Linked DNA regions of Homo sapiens: regions 1, 3 and 4 are each linked to region 2. Evidence: chromatin contacts called from ENCODE Hi-C data. All regions are on one chromosome and are shown on one strand. Each heading gives the region's core, a stretch centred on a gene start or an enhancer-like site at or near the end of the contact. The rest is flanking DNA. Distances are from core to core; before and after follow the strand shown. Region 1 holds the start of PDZD8 (PDZ domain containing 8). Region 2 holds the start of ATE1 (arginyltransferase 1). Region 3 holds the start of CACUL1 (CDK2 associated cullin domain 1). Region 4 holds the start of FAM204A (family with sequence similarity 204 member A).

Evidence for each region. Hi-C counts contacts between places; a loop is a spot of excess contacts on that map. Pooled maps may share reads with other maps.
Region 1: a map of naive thymus-derived CD4-positive, alpha-beta T cell shows a loop between it and region 2 (26-fold over the local background). The contact joins the promoter of PDZD8 here to the promoter of ATE1 in region 2. A Hi-C loop is called at or near these places in 2 of 168 maps with a recorded cell type or tissue (CD4-positive, alpha-beta memory T cell and naive thymus-derived CD4-positive, alpha-beta T cell), 1 of 37 single-sample maps with no recorded cell type and 9 of 50 pooled maps.
Region 3: a loop to region 2 is called in a map of CD8-positive, alpha-beta T cell, with 5 times the contacts of the local background. The contact joins the promoter of CACUL1 here to the promoter of ATE1 in region 2. A Hi-C loop is called at or near these places in 2 of 168 maps with a recorded cell type or tissue (CD8-positive, alpha-beta T cell and naive thymus-derived CD4-positive, alpha-beta T cell), 2 of 37 single-sample maps with no recorded cell type and 13 of 50 pooled maps.
Region 4: a loop to region 2 is called in a pooled map, with 9 times the contacts of the local background. The contact joins the promoter of FAM204A here to the promoter of ATE1 in region 2. A Hi-C loop is called at or near these places in 9 of 50 pooled maps.

What each region holds. Positions count from the first base shown.
Region 1 is chr10:117,374,130-117,376,829 of GRCh38, forward strand. PDZD8 (PDZ domain containing 8) reads right to left here and starts at 1,311. Exons shown (of 5, transcript NM_173791.5): 1 at 227-1,311. The coding sequence starts at 1,098. RefSeq lists silencers at 802-981, 1,082-1,401 and an enhancer at 1,632-1,751.
Region 2 is chr10:121,926,781-121,929,480 of GRCh38, forward strand. ATE1 (arginyltransferase 1) reads right to left here and starts at 1,251. Exons shown (of 12, transcript NM_001001976.3): 1 at 1,064-1,251. The coding sequence starts at 1,169. It also overlaps the pseudogene ATE1OSP. RefSeq lists enhancers at 463-612, 1,151-2,017 and silencers at 923-1,342, 1,533-1,832.
Region 3 is chr10:118,753,466-118,756,232 of GRCh38, forward strand. CACUL1 (CDK2 associated cullin domain 1) reads right to left here and starts at 1,505. Exons shown (of 9, transcript NM_153810.5): 1 at 931-1,505. The coding sequence starts at 1,297. RefSeq lists enhancers at 1,434-1,573, 1,572-1,866.
Region 4 is chr10:118,340,831-118,343,597 of GRCh38, forward strand. FAM204A (family with sequence similarity 204 member A) reads right to left here and starts at 1,494. Exons shown (of 9, transcript NM_022063.3): 1 at 1,440-1,494; 2 at 897-1,097. RefSeq lists enhancers at 1,299-1,798, 1,435-1,654.

The sequences.
Region 1 (2,700 bases), core at 61-2,560, 4.6 Mb before region 2:
CTGAGTCCCCATGAACACGCGAAAAGGTTTCTAGCTCCTATCAATGCCGTTCGGAAGCAAAGCAAGTGTTCACGACTCGCCTTGATCTGGGGCCCTGTCCAGGGTGGGAAGGCCCCAGAAGCAGGCGCCAGGACAGAAATGAGCCTTTGCCCTTCCCAATCCACGCAGCGTCCCGCCCAGGCCCGGGTTCCCGGCAGCCAGGCCCCCTCCCCGACCTCCAGCTCACCTGATCTTGTAATTCGGTAGGGTGTGCTTGCGCTTGATGATCTTCTTGAGCTGGTTGACGATGATGGAGGTGAGCTGGGGCATGGGCCGCCCTTCAAACTGGGAGCGCACCTCGAAGTCGATCAGCGGGTCTTCCACGAAGGAGAAGAACCAGTGGGTGAAGGGCACGCGCGTAAAGACCAAGCGCAGCCTTCCCACCACGCGGGACAGCTTGACAAACAAGTAGGCGGACTTGCCGAAGACCAGGTCCACGTCGATGGCCAGGTGGAAGCCCCCGTTGTACTCCACCTCCGCCTCGAAGGCCAGCTCCTCGGGGCAGGCGGCGGGCAGCGCCTCCCCTTCAGGGCCATCGGGCTCCCCGGTGGCCGAGGGCACGACTGGCCGCACGAGCCGGATGGTCTTGATGAAGGGCACCGTCTCGCCCAGGAACACGTCCCGCAGGCTCAGCCCCTCCAGCAGGCGCCCGGCCGTCTTGGTCTGCAGCAGCTCCTCGAACTCCACCTTGATCTTCTTGGTGACCCAGCGGCGGGTCAGCGCGGTGTCCCGCAACTCCCGGAACAGGAATAGGATGGTGGCGTTGAGGAAGTAGCAAGTCTCCCGCGTCGGCGGGGCGGGGGTCTCGGGGGCCGCGGTGGGGGTCGCGCCGCCCTCAGGGGCCGCTCCGGAGGGCTCCTCATCCCGGCCGCCGCCATAAAGGTACTCCCTTAGGAGCAGGCCCGGCACTGGCTTGATGTAGCGGAAGCCCTCGCCCGCGCGGGCGGCCTCGTCCGCCGGCGGCTCGGGCTGTCTGCGGTACAGCAGGAAGAACTGGGCGAGGAGCGTGAGGAAGGAACCCAGCACGGCCGACGCCAGGATCATGAGCAGCAGCCCCATCCCGCCACCGCCTCCGCCCGGGCCCCTACTCCCGCGCCCACAGCGCCGCTTTCTTCACGCCGCCGCCCCCGCTGCCTCCATTTTGAGGACATCGGGCGGCTGGGTCGGGGCGAGCGGCTCCGTGGGCCTCGTCCAGGGGCTCGGGCCGGCGCGCTGCGGCGCCCGAGCCCGCAGCGGCCCGCGCCTCCTCAGACGCTCCCGAAGGGCCGGTGTGGCGGCGGCGGCAGCGGGGCCGGGACCGGCGCCTCCCTCAGGCCTCCACTCATTGGACGAGCAGCGCGTGACGTCAGAGGCGTGCTCGCTCCCGGCGGCGTCGCCCAGCAGTCGGCGCCCGGGCACGCGGACGCGGGTCCTCCTTTACTTCTCTGCGGCCCTTCCAACCTCGTCCCCCCACGCCAACATTCCAATCCCCGCGGCGCGCGCCGCCACCCACGTGGCCGTCACTTCTGGAGCTGCGGTCGGGATCTGGGAGGACGGCTGGGGACGCGGGCTGGAGGATAAGGCGGTCCGGCGGAGCGGGCCTGACGCGTTCCGGATGCCGGCCATCCCGTTATCCTCGGCTGCGCCCATCCCCCGTCTCTGGCCGCAGTCCCCGCGGTTACCTCTGCAGCGGCGTCGCTCATCCTGCGGTGTGCTTCTTCCACTCGCACCCGTGACAGCCCGGCTGGCAGCGGCGCTTTCCCTGCGGGCAGCACCGCAGACGATCCGAGCGGGCCTTTCGGACGCTTCCCAAGCCCACGGCGAGAGGGGACCGACTGCCTCAGAGGCAGCCATCGCGGACCTGCCGTCCCCCCGGCAGACGCTCTGCGTCCGCGGAGGGTGGGCCCTGGGAAGGAGGGACGCAGGGAAAGGGCGCGCCACGCGGAATGACTTTCCCACCGAGGTGGATCTTCGAAATTTCAGGGAGGAGGAAGTTGAAAGAACAGCCAGGAGGAGAGATGCATAGTGAAACGAGTTTGCCAAGTGATTGGAAGATTAATATGCGACCCGCTGTCAGTCTCTGGTTAAGCCGGTAGTCCATCTATGAGGCAGTTATTCACTGTTAGCCCCCACCCACTTGACAGATGCCAACACTGGTGCAGAGAGCGTGGGGAGGTTGCGTGGGGCCGCAGAGTGGAGCCTGGTTTATCTAACACTAAACCCTAATGTCTTGATCACTACTCTCTGCCCTAACACAGAAACTGCTTCAGTTGTAAGCAGGCCAGTGGGTTCCCTAATGTTCAGGAAGGGAGAATTGGGGAGGCGGATTAGGGAAGACGGCAAGGAATTTTGCATAGAGTAGCACCTTAACCAAAGCCACGAAGCTAAGCCAGGTTGCCCAGCAACAGCGTTACTCCTCCTGCCCTCTGACTACTTAGTGGTTACATCATAAATGCTTATCCCTCCAAGCACGTGGAGTTCCAGTCCTGCAGGAGTCAGATATCCCATACCTTAAAGGCCGATTCTGGCTGTACCTAAGGAGCCAGGGCAGGGCTCCTCTCTAGCCCTTGAAAACCTTCAAGCCGGCCGGGCGTGGTGGCTCACGCCTGTAATCCCAGCACTTTGGGAGGCCGAGGCGGGCAGATCACGAGGTCAAGAGATCGAGACCAGCCTGGCCAACAT
Region 2 (2,700 bases), core at 1-2,500:
GTAATCATGTCGCATAAGCCATTTGCATCCTGTTGATTTTCTCCGTTTAAGTCCAAACTGGAAGCATTTTTCCATTTAGTCTTCATAATCCTCACTTCTAACGATTGCATAACTGTCTACTCAAAACCGCTGCCCACAAGTAGCACTTAATAAACACTTTTAATGAAGGAGCAAATGCACACACCGTTATCGACCAAATCATTCCCCACTTACACCTTTTTCATGGAAAATGCCTGTGTGTTTTCATGCGAATCTCGTTTTCCACAAAGCTAGACTGTTCTATTAAAATAATAGAGTCTACATTCTATATTGGCAAATGCATGGCAAGAGAGGAAATAAACACGATGTTTTGTTTACCAGCAACAAATCTCCCCCAAAGAAATCTGAATCACGATGGAAAAACAAAACAAACTTGTGGGCTGGCTTTGCTGTCGTCCGGGTGGGTGGAGGAAAGACACGGCATATAAGCAAATGGTAAAAATTTCAAACAGATCAGGACAAACAGAATCCCTCGCCGGTAGCGACCGCGGTCACCAGTTTCTTGTCCTTTTTTTTTTTAACTTTTTTTTTTTTTAACCCAGAGATGCAAAGGGCTCATCCTTCCTGTACATTCGTCCAGGGAAGTCTGATTCATACATGACCGGCACCTGTGTGCACACCCACAGCTCCCTCTGCACCGCGTTTCGCCCTCGCTCCCGGGACGCTCCCACCGCAGCACCCACCGGTCAGCCCCGGCCATTAACTACGGCTCTGGGGCGTTCCCTGGCACTGCGCGCCGTCCTTCACCTCACACAATCTACCCCAGACGGGCGTCCGTCTCCCGACTCTGGGGAGACCACCACGATTTCGAGAGTACGGGCACCGGTTAGGATTTTCCTGCAGAACAGGCACCGCGAAGCTGCCCCGCTAAGCCGGCGCCGCGGCCCTCCCGAGAGTGCCCCCTCCGTCTCGGCCGTGGCACTGGGGCCAGGGGCTCCGGCCCCCTCGCGTCCTCGCTGGGGGACCCTGGGATCCCGAGACCCGGGCGCCCGGCTTCCCACGCCCGCCGGCCCGGCTCGCTCACCATTGGAGCGGCTGCCCGACTCGTTCTTGCAGTAGCCGCAGCGGTAGAAGTCCTCGCTAGGGAAATAGTCCACGACGCTGGGCGAACCCCCCGCCCAGAAAGCCATGGCCTCGGCCCCGCGAACGCTCAGCCGCCCGGCCCCGCGTCGCTAGCGCGGCCGCCGCCGCCACCCCACAATGCAGCGCGCCGCCCGGGAGCCTCCCGAGGCTCGCGCGAAGCCACTCGGGCGCCCGCAGGCCCGGCCGGCCCGGCGCCTCTTGGAGCTGACGCCGCCCGCGCCATCTTGACCGAGGGCAGCTTTCCACTATTTCCGTTCCTTCTCCATAAGGGGCCGCCGTCGTCAGTGAGGGTGAGGCGGAGAGACAGAGCGGGAAGGGAAACAGGATGGGGAGAGTCAAGAGGGGAAGGGAAGCGGGAGTCGGGGTGCGAGCCTGCCCTTTCCCCCGCCGAGGGCCTGTGCGGGGCGCGGCGGCCGCGCCAACTCCGGCGTCGGGAACACTCACCGCAGGACGCTTTGCCCTCCTTGGAATCGCAGTAGCCGCAGTGGTAGCCGGCCCTGAGGCCCTTGTATTCCACCACCGACGCCATGGCCGCCGCGAGGGTCCGCTCGGGCCGACCACGCCTCTTGGCGCCCGGGGCCGACCTCGGCGAAGCGCTGGGGCCCGCGGCGGGAGGGGTGGAGAGCGAAGCCTGGCGCGGGGACCCGTGGGCGGGGATGGTGGTCGTGTCCCCAAGCCCTGCGTTTGGGCCGGTGCTTCCCACAGCTGTGCGTTATCAGCCCCATTTCACAGGTAAGGAAACTGAGGACCGGAGGTTGTGATTATCCCAAAGTCATTCCCGGCGGGTCTCGGATTGAAAGTCAGGCCGCCCCTGGCCACCGTGTAAGTGACTTGCTGGAGCTGCTTCCAGACCAGCTGGCACGCACTCCAGTGCCCTGAATACAAGAACACAAGCAGGTATTCCGTGAATGGCGAGGGTTCGCAAATTAAAGAACTCTTAACGGCTTTTAAAGGAAACAACTGTCAGCTAGAGACAGTTGCTGTCTTGTACCACTATAAGTCCGGTGCCTCATACGATTTTTAATGAGATGCTGGAAATACAGGGTTTGTTTGTTTTTTTTAACTCTACAGTCCAAACAAAACAGTTTTACAGGCTGAATCCAGCCCATGGGCCTCCATTTTGCAACCACTATTTTAAGGAAGATTTAAGGAATAAGAGTCTAGGGCAAAATATAAAATTGAGGCTCATGCCTGTAATCCCAGCACTTTGGGAGGCCGAGGCGGGCGTATCATGAGGTCAGGAGATTGAGACCATCCTGGCTAACACGTGAAACCCCGTCTCTACTAAAAATACAAAAAATCAGCCTGGCGTGGTGGTGGGCGCCTGTAGTCCCAGCTAGTCGGGAGGCTGAGGCAGGAGAATGGTGTGAACCCGGGAGGCGGAGCTTGCAGTGAGCCGAGATCACGCCGCTGCACTCCAGCCTGTGTGACAGAGCAAGACTCCATCTCAAAAAAATTTTTTAAAAAATGAGTTCCAGGGGCGGGCGCGGTGGCTCACGCCTGTAATCCCAGCACTTTGGGAGGCCGAGGCGGGTGGATCACGAGGTCAGGAGATAAGAGACCATCCTGGCTAACATG
Region 3 (2,767 bases), core at 255-2,754, 3.2 Mb before region 2:
GAAAAACCTGGCTGTGATGGTCACAATCATTTTCAACATCCTATCACCACCACCACCGCCACGCACACATACACACAAACCAAAGTAAAAGCACATTCTTTTCCTAGCTATGGAAGCATACATATATCCTGGTCAGAGGCAGTTTCGGATTACAAAACAGATTTTGGTCTTAAATCTTAATGCGTGCAATTGAGCGTTAAGACAGACTACTAACATAAAGTTCAACATGCAACCCAATCTTGGGTTTGGACACAAGACATAACCCATCCTGAAAGGCTTATTCTTATGAGTGTAAGCTCTGAAAAGTGATTTTATGCATTATTAGCTTCAAGACGATGTCGGAGCTGCCACTGCATCGGAAAGCAACTCATTATTTCCCTAGCAGGATGCAAAAGTGTAACACAGTAGAGAAGGAACAAGGTGTAGATATAGGTCAACTTTCAAATTCCTTACTTGTTTAACACAGCCTGGCCAAAAACACAAGAACACAAGTTGCCAGATTTCTTTTCTCTCTCTGGCTGCAGAAGACTGAAGGCCTTTCCCTAACGAGACTCAGGCAGCCTTATTTTCCCCTCACTTTGAGGGTGAAACTTCAAGAGAAGACGGGTGCGAAAAGAGCTTCCCAATGTTGAGAGACTGCCAGTTGTGATAGGGATCGCACTGACCGAACTTGGGGCTCCGTGTGTACCAGGCTGCCTCTCTAGGCCAGGTAATACAAGAAGCCAGGGCCGCTCAGGCGCTGGCCGCAGACACCAAATGAGGGGGAGGGGACGGTGAGGGGGAAGGAGGCAGGGAGGCGAAGGCGGACGGGGAGAAGAGGAAAGACCGAGGCCTGAAACAAAGGAAGCGGAGCTTTCTCCAAGAGGGGGTGGATTCGGCGTCCGAGTGAGGTGGAGAAAAGCCAAGGCTGCAGGGAAAGGCTGGACTCACAGAACTTGGAGGTGGAGGTGTTGATGTTGATGGTGGAGCTGGCGGTGGGGGCGGGGGCCGCCTTGGCCACGGCGGCGGCCGCGTCGCAGCTCTTCAACATCATGATCACCCCATTAGCCTCCGGCGGTGGCTGCGGCCCCATCGGGAGCCCCTCCTTGGGGCCTTTCCTGTCCACGGAGACCGCGGGCACCGCCAGCAGCTGCCCCCCCGGAGGCTCTCGGGCAGGGGCCGGGATCGACGAGGGGGGCGGCGGAGGTGGCAGGGGCTGCCGGAAGCCGTCCACCGCAGCCTCCCAGTTGTTGTGGTTCTGGTCGTCCATCATCGCCTCGTAGCTGCCCCCCTCCTCCTCTTCCATGCTTTCCTCCATCCTGCTGGCCCCCGGCACCCGCCCGCCTCACAGGCACCTGCCGCCTGTCTCAACCCCGGGCCAGCGGGCACCGCTGCCTCCCCGAGTTACATCGCCGGCGGCAGGAATGGGCGCAGCGGAGAGGGCTGCGGTGCGCAGGGTCTCTCGCTCTCCGCGGGGCCGACTAGCTTGAAGACGCGGCTGACGGCGGTGGGCGCTCCGGGGCTCTAGTCTGGGAGAGGCAGCCGTAAAGCAGCGGCGCTCCTCACGACGTTTTACAGCGGCTTCCAACAGGCAGTTGGAAAGGGCAGCTGGGGGCGCGGCCAGGAGGGCACGTGGTGCGAGGGACTGGCCGCGAGAAAGCGGAGCCAAAAGGGGCGGGAGCTGTGAGTCACTCCCACGCAACAGGGCAGAGGTTCGCCCCGCCTCGGCTGGCAGGGAGCTAACAGGGGAGGCGCGACGGGTCGGGACGGGCATTCGCCGGCCCCGCCCCCTGCCCGGCCTCACGTGACAAAGGTGTGTCTTGCGCACGCGCGTTCGCAATCTGGTTACCATGACGACGAGGCCCTCGCCGGTTCCTGAGGACGCGCGCGGAGCAGTCTTGGCAGTAGCTGTGGACTGGCCAGAGTGATTGGAGGTGTTTTCCTCGCGTCCTCCAAGTCTACGGGGCCTTCGCACCTCTGAGTGCCTGAGAGCCCCGGCTTTTGCTTGGGACGGAGGTACGGGACCACAAGAGGCCCCGGGGTCGCAGGTTATAAACGGATGAGACCGCCCTGGGCGGCCCGTGGTCCGACTGCTCTTGGGTCGGTCCCCAGCCGTCGCGACACACACGCACAAAATCGAGAATAAAAACCGAATCACACATAGCAGGATGGCGCAAAAAAGAAATGCGTTTGAGTTACTCATGTGTTTTTAAAATTCCTTTACGTTTGTATGCACTAAGGCCAGCAACCCAACTTTTAAAAATGCCGGCTCAGGCCGGGCGCGGTGGCTTACTCCTGTAATCCCAGCACTTTGGGAGGCTGAGGCGGGCGGATCACGAGGTCAGGAAATCGACACTATTCTGGCTAACACGGGAAACCCCGTTTCTACTAAAAATACAAAAAAGTTAGCCGGGCGTGGTGGCACGTGCCTGTTGTCCCAGCTAGCTGCTCGGGAGGCTGAGGCAGAATTGCTTGAACCCGGGAGGCAGAGGTTGCAGTGAGCCGAAATCGCGCCACTGCACTCCAGCCTGGGCAACAGAGCGAGACTCCATCTCAAAAAAAAAAAAAAAATGCGAGCTGGGCGCAGTGGCTCACGCCTGTAATTCAACCACTTGAGGAGACAGAGATGGGAGGCCCGCTTGTGCCCAGGAATTCGAGACCAGCCAGACCAGCATAACAAGACCACGCCTCTAAAAACAAAATTAGCCTGGCATGGTGGCGTGTGCCTGTGGTCCCAGCTACTCTGGAGGCTTAGGTGGATCACTTGAGCCCTGGAGGTCAAGGCTGC
Region 4 (2,767 bases), core at 244-2,743, 3.6 Mb before region 2:
CCCCGCCCCCAATTTACAGATGGGATAACTGACTTGCCTAATGCATTCTGATCCATTTGTTTTACAAAAATAGCCCCATGGCTTTAGATTATGAATTTTACAGAGCAGAGTTGTAAGCGGGGACAAGGATTTGCGACTGGGGCTGAGAATGATCTTAGCCTATAATTACAGACTTGTTAAATTTGGTTAAGAATTTTTTTCTGTACTTTTTGAGTACAGAAAGCTATGCAAGATGCTATACTAAGTTGCATACATCAAAGTCAAAGTCACAGTCAGAGGTTTGAGTAATAATGTCATATTTTCTGGACAACCAGACAGCTGCTTATAATCAAAACCCAAAAGATATATTTGAGCAGCTCGATGGGTAAATGTTTTCCATCTCTATTCCAGAATTTAAATTCCATTTTCATCGTATAAGGCTGTCTTATTTCCTATATTTTGTATTTGATTAGAAATAATTCCAGAAGCCTGAACTTCGTCTGATCTAAAATTAATTTCACTTGTATACTAATTATAAGCCACAATTATTTAACAATCTGAAGATTGTAATTTACATCATAATCAGAGTCTGTGACTTAAAAATAGTTACTATTTTCAAGCATGTTAACATCAACATTAACGTAAATATCCTATTTACTTTTATGAAATGAATGTGTTCCTTTTCTCAAAAAAGGTACAGAAAGGACAACTGAATTACAGGCCTGAGAGCGAATCCAGAAAAACTACTTATTTAGCAAGATTTTGCATGTATTCAACTGTTTTAATTAAAGAGAGTGTTCGTTTACTTGAGGCCTGGAAAACATTTTCCCAGACCCAAGATCCTGCATGGAAAGACAATAAACCAAGTTAACAGTTCAAGGCTCATTTTAAGTCGATTCCGCTGTGAGAATACTTACAGGGTCCAAGATTGCAAGAGGATGGGTCTAGAAAGGTACACCGTTCCTGCTTGGCTGCACAACCCGGAATTCTGCAGGCTTTCTGGCGGCAATGCCACACTCCAATCCCAAAAGAGAGAGAAGCCCCTCCCGGGCACAGAACTAAGCGCTGCACATTCCGGCGAAGGATGTCTAGCCTGCTGGCAGTCCCATTAACTGGAGCTGTTTTCCGGAATACAGCAACTGTAAACGTGAGCCTGTTTTCCCTATCGACAGCCTCCTCAATCCCCTCTCACTTTGACCTGGGTGGGACGGAGAACCCCCTCCACATAACAGGCTGGGGAGGCCGCTGCGACGCCCCTTTCGAGGAAGGCTGAGGGCGGCCCCGCCGTCGCTTCCGCGGCCCCGGGCCGGGGGCTTTTCTAGCCTGCTCCGGGAGGCTCGGCCGAGGAGCTATGAGGCCGCCCATGCCGCCTCCCTCGGCTGCCCACAAGAGGCCCTCCCAGACTCATCATGCCGGAGCCCGAACCGGCGGGTAACCAACCCTCCATAAGCCGTACTCACCTGTCAGGAAGTGGTCGCCCAGCAGCCATCTTAGGACCCCGTCAACATCGCGCCTTCTCATTGGCTCCTGCGTCTCAACCAATGGGCTGGGGCCGTTCTGGCCCTAGGGTCGCCTTAGCAACCGGCCTCCTGGGGCTTCCCTTTTTAGTCCGCCCGAAGGAGGTGGTTCCTTTCTTTCTTTTTTTTCTCTCTTTTATCTTGCCGTTTTCTCTTTCTTCTGAACATTTTTAAAGACTTTGTTCTTTCTTCATTCCCTGCTGTAGGCCAATGCGTCTGGGCAAGGAAAGGGCTGACATAGACCTTGAACTGAGAGTTGATGCCACCAGGAGGGAGAATCTTGCAGAGTGCTTTCTTTCTAGGCCCCTCTGCAAACGTCTTCATTCATTCATCCTTTCCCCTCACTCTCTTCCTTTTTTTTAATTTTTTTTCTTTCTTCACCTATTTATTGGGCGCCTACTTTGTACCAGGCATCGTGCTAATCTCTGGTTAGCAGAAAACATGCTGACTCTTGCTCTCTTGGCGCCTACCGTCTGGTGATGGGGTCCAAGGTGCTTCACTGACTGGACCAAAAGTTTACCGAACTTCTTTTTTTCTTATTTGTGGCAGGCACTGTGTTATGCCCAGAAGGGGGTGCTTGGGGAACATAGAAAATAAGGGGAAAAAAAAGAGAGAGAAAAGCACTGCGAAGAGGATAAAATACCCTATGGATAGGGATGGGAATAGGGCTATTTTAGAAATATTTGCATTTTCCGAAATACTGTTTTATAATAAGAATAACATTAAGTGTACCTATTTGCTAATTTTGTGATGATTATATAAGAAAAGCCTGGGCAACAGAACCAGACCCTATTTCAAAAAAAGAAAAGAAAAGAAAATACAGTAGGCTTCCCTCATCTGTGGCTTCTCTTAGCCTGATTTCAGTTACCTGGGGTCAACCAAGGTCCAAACACATTAAGTAAAAAATTCCAGAAATAAGCAATTCAAATGTTTCATTGCAAGCCCATTCTGGATATCCTGATGAAATCTGCAGTGTGAATCATCGCTTTGTCCATGCATGCTGTTAGGCTACCAGGTTCTTAGTCACTTAGTAGCCATCTTGGTTATCAGATTGAAAAACTATATGTGGGGTTCGCCATTATTCCAGGATTCAGGCATCTACCGGGGAGTCTTGGAAGGTATTCCCTGCGGATAAGGGAGGCTACTGTACACATAAAGACTTTAACATGTTACCTAGCCCACGCTAATTTTCAATCTCAGCTGTTTTTTGCTGTTAACATTACCAATAATGTCTTTCTTCAAAGCAAGCTAAATGTGTATAAAATTTTGCA